Linked DNA regions of Homo sapiens: region 2 is linked to region 1. The links are chromatin contacts, found by Hi-C or POLR2A ChIA-PET in ENCODE. All regions are on one chromosome and are shown on one strand. The core of a region is the stretch at or near the end of the contact, and the rest is flanking DNA. Distances in the headings are between cores, read along the strand shown.

Evidence for each region. A loop is a pair of places that touch in the nucleus more often than their neighbours do. ChIA-PET counts read pairs that join two places held with the same protein, here RNA polymerase II (POLR2A). Pooled maps may share reads with other maps.
Region 2: a loop to region 1 is called in a pooled map, with 3 times the contacts of the local background. The contact joins the promoter of MYSM1 here to the enhancer-like site in region 1. A Hi-C loop is called at or near these places in 3 of 168 maps with a recorded cell type or tissue (CD8-positive, alpha-beta T cell, IMR-90 and mammary epithelial cell) and 11 of 50 pooled maps. POLR2A ChIA-PET finds 5 or more read pairs at or near these places in 9 of 52 experiments (A673, BJ, H1 and 6 more).

The regions. Positions count from the first base shown.
Region 1 is chr1:58,753,237-58,757,507 of GRCh38, reverse strand. All of the region lies in intron 6 of LOC112268263 (a long non-coding RNA gene), which reads right to left. Among named protein-coding and RNA genes, the nearest start is that of JUN, 29 kb to the left of the region's middle. RefSeq lists an enhancer at 1,307-2,506. Within about 2 kb of position 1,952, at least 28 of the 41 ENCODE cell types and tissues checked have a DNase peak (open chromatin) inside an H3K27ac peak, as active enhancers do; they include CD8-positive, alpha-beta T cell, HCT116, IMR-90 and 1 more, where a contact is called at or near this core.
Region 2 is chr1:58,697,943-58,702,140 of GRCh38, reverse strand. MYSM1 (Myb like, SWIRM and MPN domains 1) reads left to right here and starts at 2,079. Exons shown (of 20, transcript NM_001085487.3): 1 at 2,079-2,156. The coding sequence starts at 2,089. RefSeq lists enhancers at 1,905-2,314, 2,525-2,584.

The sequences.
Region 1 (4,271 bases), core at 703-3,202:
TCCTCCACAGGACTGAGCAGAGAGCAGATCCTCACTGACTACTGCATTGGGACAGACACCACAGCCTTGCTGCGACACAGGTGGAGCATGGTTTTGCAGTCTTGCCAAGTTCAGGACCCTGTACCAGCACTGACTCCCACTTAGGGAACCTCTCAGGATCTTTGTTTCTTCATTTGGGGACAATTTTGGTGATGCAAGCTATAAGGGTTAAATTAAATTAAATCATATTTGGGAAAACACTCTTTGAACTATAAAGCTGTCAGCTTCAGCCCTGCCTTCCCCAGTTTGCAGAACCCACTTATTGAGGCATAGTTCATATCAAAGTTACCTCTTTCATCACCTCAGCCCATCCATCTAGGGGCTTCAAAAATGTTCTCAGACCTGGAATCTTAACTGGGGCCAAACAGTACACAGCCTAGTGCATAATACCAAGATCAAACTGACTGGGACAACTATGGGAAACTCTAGGACATCCCCTAAACTGTCAGCATATCCCACACACATGTTTTCCTTGCCTTCACTGCCAACCAGACCAGGAGCCAATATCCCAGGACCAATCATAGCACCATTTATGGAATGTGTTCTGTGTTCTGAGCCTTATGCTGAGTATTGTACTTGCAATGTTTCAATTAATCCTCACACTAGATCTAAGATAAGTAATCTTATCTCCTTTTTACAGATAGGAAAACTGAGGCTTAAGGAAGGTTAGGACAAAAGTTAAGGAACTAATGGTTCATAAATGATGGGCCAGAGTTTCTATTCCAAGTTTATTTGACTATGATCTTGGGTATTATGATGCCTCTGTAAGAATTATTTTGCAGATGAGTCCCATGAAGGAAACTGACCTACCTGCAATCACATAGCTAGTAAGCACCAAAACTGGGATTATAATCTATGTCTCTTCAAGTCCAAAGACATGCTCTCCCTGTGATACTGTGCTACCTTCCCCAATCCCGTAAGACTAGTTTCTGCCCAAGCGTCCCTTCCCTGAGCTCAGAGCCTGCTGTTGTCCCTAGCCTATTGTTGAATGGCCTGGATCCATGCCTAGCTCTTCTTAGTTTCTTTCCCTGGAATCTGGGTTCCAGATTTTGTCCTTGCTGATGGGACACCTGCTGAGGAAGGACAGATCTTCCCAAAAGATGACAGATCCCTACTTGGTTCCAGAGAATGCAAACAAGAGTTCTCACTTCAGACACATCTACCTTTGAGAATGAGCACCAGACTAACCCATTCCCTTGTTTTCTGTGTTGGATCTGTTAAGCTGCCATGCTCCAAAATGCTGAGTGGGGTCAAGAGGTTGTTCTCCAGCCTGCCTTCTTGCAATTTCATCCTCTTGCTAATTCAGGCATGTTAGAGACCCATAATTCTCATACTCAGGCCTGACCGATAACAAATATCAGCCGTTATTTTTTTTTATGCTTCTTCATTTCCAATTGTAAAAGTTGTATGCTCATTGTTTTATTTCCCATTGCTACGACAAACCCTTCCTCTCTATAGCAGTGCTACAGGAGCATAAAGGGAGCAGAGTTGCAGATGGCATATTGTAACTGGCCTTAAGTACAAATTAAAAATCCACCTACATGGTCAAGGGATGCTACAACCAGATCAATTTGCAGATAAAGGTGCTCATTCAAGCTGAAGGATTTAACAGAAAAAAAGCAGACTAAGAAACAGAATATTTAAACACTTCAAGTCATTTGCTTGGAAAGACTTTCTGCATCTTGTTGGAGGAGCGAGTCATCTTCCTGTGTGAAGTGTTCAAAGCTCACTTCCGGTGAGTAATGAGAGGGGCATTCAGGTCTGGATGCAGCCACTGTGCACGTGGTGAAGTCCACGGCACTACGGCTTCCTCTTCAGAAAGCAGAGGTGCTGCCTCTTAGGCTCCATAATTCTGGGCTCTTCTCCAGGCCACAAAACAACCAAAGTTTCTAAGGGCATATGCTGATGGCATCTGCCAGCTCTCTATCCAGTGCAACTATGGCTGTCTGTGACTCACAGTAAGCTCCACCGGAAGCCTTTTCCATGTGTTTCTGTGCAGGCTCTGTTGGCTGAAATTCGTGCCAGTCCCGAGAAAGGTCTGTGGTTCTGGCAGGCAGCAATCATGTGTTGGAGAGCTGCAAGGACCCAGTCTTAGTTCAGGCTGTAGCTGCAGAAAGGGTAAAAACACAAGCCAGCACACACTGATGTGTATAGTGAATGGGCCTGGACTACCTCAGTAGGCTGGAAAATACATAACAGTAGGTCTGGGGGAGAATGTACATCACATACACAGAAGGCTACTCATTGTCTAAGCCAACAATGGAATTTCAAAAAAGATAGAGAAGACCCCATTTCTCTGAAGCAACAAATCGTGCAGGACAGTAAGAGACTTGTGTTAGAAACTCCCATCCTACCTCTTATCTGGGTTAACCATAAGCCTTCAAATGACCCCACAGAAGCAGCCTGCAAGGGAGATGGTGGAGATGTTATCACTTCTACTTTTCACACGAGGAAACTGAGCTTCCGGGAGGTTAAGTTGCCATAGATCACACTGATAGTCAGCGGCCCCAGAGGATTTGAACCCACATCTGTCAGACTCAAAAGCCACCCTCCTACCTGCTTCAAAATTCATCTTGTTCCGATAAATTGTTATTCAAAGTCACCTGTGTTCAATGCTGGAGCCAAACACCCTTTTGGGGTACTGAATAAAAGAAAGAAAAGGAGAGAGGAAAGGAGTCCTAGCTTTGCTGCTTTTAAACAATGTGGCCTTAAGCAAGTCACTAATAACCTCTCCAGCCTGAATGTTTAATTCTGGGATCACTTTGACAAGTTTATCAGGGGAGATTCTCTTGTGCTATTTCCTTTATTGACCCTGAAAAAGTATAGTTTTCTCACTCAGTCATTATTCATTGATTCCTTCACTCTGTAAACATCTACAGACTACTCAGCGGCAGGCACTAAGGCAGAAGGATAAATAAGACATGGTCCCTGCCATCAAAGTAGTCATGGTCTGATGGGAAGAAAGGCCTACAAAAACAGTCACGTGGCAGTGCACAGGACACAGTGCTCACCCTCCATAAGCACAGACCTTTCTGCTGGTGCAGACCCGGAGCCAGCTTCTCAGCATGCACAGCAGAATGTGCACTACAGCAGCACCCTGCCCTAGGACCATGGGAGCACAGGAGAAGGGGCAATTAACACTCAGTTTTTCATCTTTGAACCACAGTCACTCTCTGAAATTACATCTTAGGGCCTTAGGGCTATTTTCACTGCATGGCACTGTTGGGTGACTCATCATAAATTTAGAGCTGGAGAAGAATGCTGAGATTATTATAATGCAATCCCTCATGTTATAGGTGGGAAAACAGGCCTAAAGAGGTAAGGTCACAGGTAGGAAGAAGTAGAAACTGCTTCTGCACCCAGATCTCTTGACTTCCATGTCTTGCTAATTTTCAGCAGTTATGAGATACCCAAATCTTTTTCCTGTTTTGATTCTCCCTACCTCCTTTCATACTATACAGTTTCATTCAACTAGGTGTAATAATGGAAGACAAGGACTCTGAATAAATATGAAACTTCTCCGTGGGACACTTGAAATTAAAAAAACATCATTTTTTTGGACTCATTTGCAGAAATCTCCAGTGAATGGACCTTGACCTAGCTGAGGTACTTAAGTCCTAGCTAACGTTAAAATCTGCTGCAGATGAATCTCTTTTGTAAAATGTAGTATATGGAAAAAGTCTCGATCTTGGATTTAGGAGGCCTGGATTCAAATATCAGCTTTGCCAATAGGTTGCCTTCAGTTCTTAGGCAAGTTCTTCCCTTCTGAGGACCTCAGTCAGTCCCCTCAACATCAAAGGAGAAGACCAAATCCAATAGAAGCTCCATGAAAACAGGGACTTTGTCCACTGCTCTCTCCCCAGTGCCTTGAGCCACACATAGCACACAGTAGGAACTCAACACATGAAAATGTCTCCAAAGACACTAACGTTCAGAAAATAGGAGTCCATGAAATCATTTCCAAAACTTAGAGTTCATGTCTGTTCGTGTTTTTCCCCTCCCTTTTGTTCAAGGGATGAATGCCTCCCCACCTCCCCCGTCTCTTAGCAACAGCGTGGAAGAGTTGACTGTTCTGAAGCAGTTCTCAAATTGTGTGACCTGGCAGCTGTGCATTACTCTGTGTACTCTAATATTATCGTTTCGGCATCACTCCCCCTCTGCTGTCACTTCTCGGGCCCTTTGCTCAGAACCACCCGCTCAGCTCCTCTGCTCACTTGTTGCTGAAAACACAC
Region 2 (4,198 bases), core at 830-3,329, 55 kb after region 1:
CACCAACACGCCCAGCTAATCTTTTGTATTTTTAGTACAGACGGGGTTTCACCGTGTTAGCCAGGATGGTCTCAATCTCCTGACCTGGTAATCCACCCGCCTTGGCCTCCCAAAGTGCTGGGATTACAGGTGTGAGCCACCGCGCCCGGCCAGCCCATTACATCTTTTTAAGAAACCCTAATTTTGCTCTAAATTAAATTCAACAGACATCTTTAAGTGCCTACTCTGTTCCAGGCATGGTGTTACCAGTGGGACTGGTTACTGGATAAGCCCACTGACAACAGAAGCAGCACTCCCATGGTGGCCTGAGAATGGGCCCTAGCAGTGTTTGGTTTCTGAACTGGGCTCTCCCTCTTTGCAATTCTTTCTCTCCATCTTTTGCCATCATATTCAGAGTGCAGCCTGAGAACAAAGGTGAGATGGGACAAATTGGGAATAGTGTGAGAAGTGAGGTCATTTAATTAATTAATTAATTCATTCATTCCTCTGTTCAATAGTTATTGAGCACCTGCTATGTGTCACTATGCTGAATATTGGTAGTGTAAGGACTAGCAGACGTGGTCTTTGTCCTTAAGGAATTCACAGTCCAGTGCAGAAGGCAGACGGATGAAAAATTACAAGGTGTGAGTGATAGCTGCTAAGGCAGGGGAATGCAGAAGGGTTTTTTTTTCTTTTCTTTTTTTTTGAGATGGAATCCCGCTCTGTCACCCAGGCTGGAATGCAATGGCGTGATCTCGGCTCACTGCAACCTCTGCCTCCTGGGTTCAAGCGATTCTTGTGCCTCAGCCTCCTGAGTAGCTGGGACTACAGTTGCCCACCACTACGCCCAGCTAATTTTTGTATTTTTAGTAGAAACGGGGTTTCACCATGTTGGTCAGGCTGGTCTCGAACTCCTGACCTTGTGATCCGCCCTCCCTGGCCTCCCAAAGTGCTGGGATTACAGGTGTGAGCCACCGCATCTGGCTGTCAGTATCTAATTTCTTGAGAAACTATAAACTAGACAGAAGTGGTGTTTATCCTCCAATTTCTAACAACATGATTGTTACATGGTGAGCACTCAGTAGAGGGTCAACAAAGCCTGGATTCTACTCCTGGCTCTGTCTTTGAAGCTACCTGTCCTTGGACAGTCATTTCAGCTCTCCAGGCCTCAGTTACCTCACCTGTAAAGTATAACTGGTGATATTAGCTCTGCCTACCTCACTGGGACACTGTAAGGATTAATGGTCATGAGCGTGATTTTTAAATTGCAAAGACGTCTACAAAATAAATTACACAATCATAAGTTATATTCTTAAATATTTGTTGAATTTTAAAATAAAAGTTGTTCAGCACTTAGGTGAAATGCTGAACGACTTCACATAAGTGCTGCACGACCCTTTTCTTTAAAAAACAAAGAGAGAGACTTAAATAACCAGCAGGTATGCAACCTTCAGTTCACAAAGCGGGTCTAGCTTGACTTTTTCATCAGTCCAGAAAGATACTGCTGTTATCCCCATTTTATCAGTGAGAGCAGTGAGGTCCCAAAGAATGTGTGCAAGAACAGAAGCTCTTAGAAGCTCAGGAGGGCCCGGGCGCGGTGGCTCACGCCTGTAATCTCAGAGCTTTGGGAGGCCGAGGCGGGCGGATCACCTGAGGTCGGGAGGTCGGGAGTTCGAGACCAGCTGGGCAACATGGTGAAACCCTGTATCTACTAAAAATACAAAAATTAGCCGGGCGTGGTGGCGCATGCCTGTAATCCCAGCTACTTGGGAGGCTGAGGCAGGAGAATCGCTTGAACCCGGGAGGTGGAGGTTGCAGTGAGCTGAGATACGCGCCATTGCACCCAAGCCTGGGCAACAAGAGTGAAACTCCCTCTCAAAAAAAAAAAGCTCAGGCGTGGGCCACTTCCCAAGGTCTCTACATGTCAACAAGTTAGAAAGGACCAAGCCCCAGGCCTCTGGGGGCGCCTTTGCTCTGGAAACCCCGCCTCCCGGCACGGGAGGGGCCGGACGACGCTTCAATCCCGCCCCGTGACGCGTTAGGCCCTGCCCCCGGGCCATCTTCGTCTCGCGGGATCTCTCGGGAGGACGGACGGGGTCAGGTCCCATCATGGCGGCTGAAGAGGCGGATGTGGATATCGAAGGGGACGTGGTAGCGGCGGCGGGGGCACAGCCAGGGTGAGGCTTAGAGACCGGGTCTCTCTGGGGCGGAGAGGGGAGTGGATTGAAGGAGCGGGCCCTGGGAAAGCTGCAGGTCCGGCAAGGGAAAAGGGAACAGAAGACTGTCCCCTGGGCCAGGGTCTCTTGTTGGCCTGGGAGGCACCTCGCCCGCCGGCTTGTCCCAAGCCCAGCGGGCAGGGCGGTTACCTGGAGCTCAGGTACTCCTGGGTCGCTTTCACCTTTTGCCGGATGCTGTGAGGGCACCGATTTCGCCTACCACATTGCGTTTGATTTACATTTAGATTCCTTCTTCCGTTCCCTCCTTTTCAGGATCTCATCGACAGTAACTAGAACAAGAGCGGCTACGGACGAGACCTGAGGTCAGGGACTCTTGTTCTATGGCTTGCTAGCCGTGTGACCTTGGGCGAGTCGTTTCATCCCTTCTTCCACATGGGGATAGTTGTAAAACTTCCCGAGAAGCAGGTTGACTTAAATGGGCCAGGTTTTAGAGTTGGACAGTTCTGGGTTTTCCTTCTGCATTTGCTCGCCCTACCAGTTAATAGCAATGTGACCTTGGGCAAGACACTTAACTTGTCTGAGCCTCAGACTGCTCATATTTAAACTGGGAGTCATGATATGTAATTGGGAGGATCAAATGAAATGATTATGAGATATGCTTTAGCATACGGTAGGTGCCCTCTGAATGTATTCTTTACCATCCTGTTACCCTCGGGGACAGTACTGTGAGAATCCAGTAAGGGATCACATTTTTTAAAATACCTGTTCCAGCAGAACAAACAGCCCAGTGTGATTTGACACAGAACCTCCTTTGACTCCTTGCTTTCTGAATCAAAAATGAGTCTCCTTTTAGTCATGAAGAGTCCTAGACTAGCCAGGAATCAGAAAGCCTGAGTTCTAAAGTCAGCCAGCTATGTTGTTTATAATTATGTACAATTTCCTTAGAACTGTATTAGCTTGAACCATATGAAATTGCCAATATTTAGACCATTTTTGTTCTATAAAGCGGCAACTTCATGTAGTTCAGCCTAATATTAGGGCCTCTGTGAACAGGGGAGAAGTACTAACCCAGCGCTTGAGGCACTAAGATAGTGTGTTTAGAAGTGTATCATGAACTCTAAAGCCCTATAAAGACGTGAGGGGTGATTAAACTCATATGGTCATTGTCCCTCAAAGCTTTGCAGATGAGTAGGGAGCCCTTAATAACAATACTTGTTGACATTCATTTAGTGTTTAAATCTTGACCAAGTGCTTTTGCATGTTTGATTTAATTTACTTTTCGCAACAAGTTAATGAAATAGGTTGGCAGGGATACTTATCTGCAGTCTAGAAAGAAATGAGCTGGCCTTGGAAACACTGAAGATTGGTCACCTGAGGGCATTGGCTGTATGCTTCTTCCATAGATTTATCTTTCTGATTGTGTTTCATTTTTCCCCTTTTCTCTTTCTTCCTATTTTAGTTGAGGCCTAGGTCTACTGGTGGCACTTGTGGTAACAAGCAGGATTACAAAGGTTATTGGTTCCTGATGATGGTTACAATTATTGTCTTATACAACCCCAAGGAGTATCATTAATATTATATTCTGGGCCAGGCATGGTGGCTCACGCCTGTAATCCCAGCACTTTGGGAGACCGAGGCGGGCAGATCACGAGGTCAGGAGATCGAGACCATCCTGGCTAACACGGTGAAACCCCATCTCTACTAAAAATACAAAAAATTAGCTGGGCGTGGTGGTGGGCGCCTGTAGTCCCAGGTACTTGGGAGGCTGAGGCAGGAGAATGGCGTGAACCCGGGAGGCAGAGCTTGCAGTGAGCGGAGATCACGCCACCGCACTCCAGCCTGGGCAACAGAGCGAGACTCTGTCTCAAAAAAAAAAAAAAAATATATATATATATATATAGTCTGATAAATAGTGTCCAGTGGTGTTGGAGCTCCAACCGTATGGAATTTAGTGTGATGGTACTCTCTGAAGTATGTAGTTACAGTTGATATTATAGCATCTGTGAAACCGTTGAGAATTAATTTAATAGACACTTTTAAGC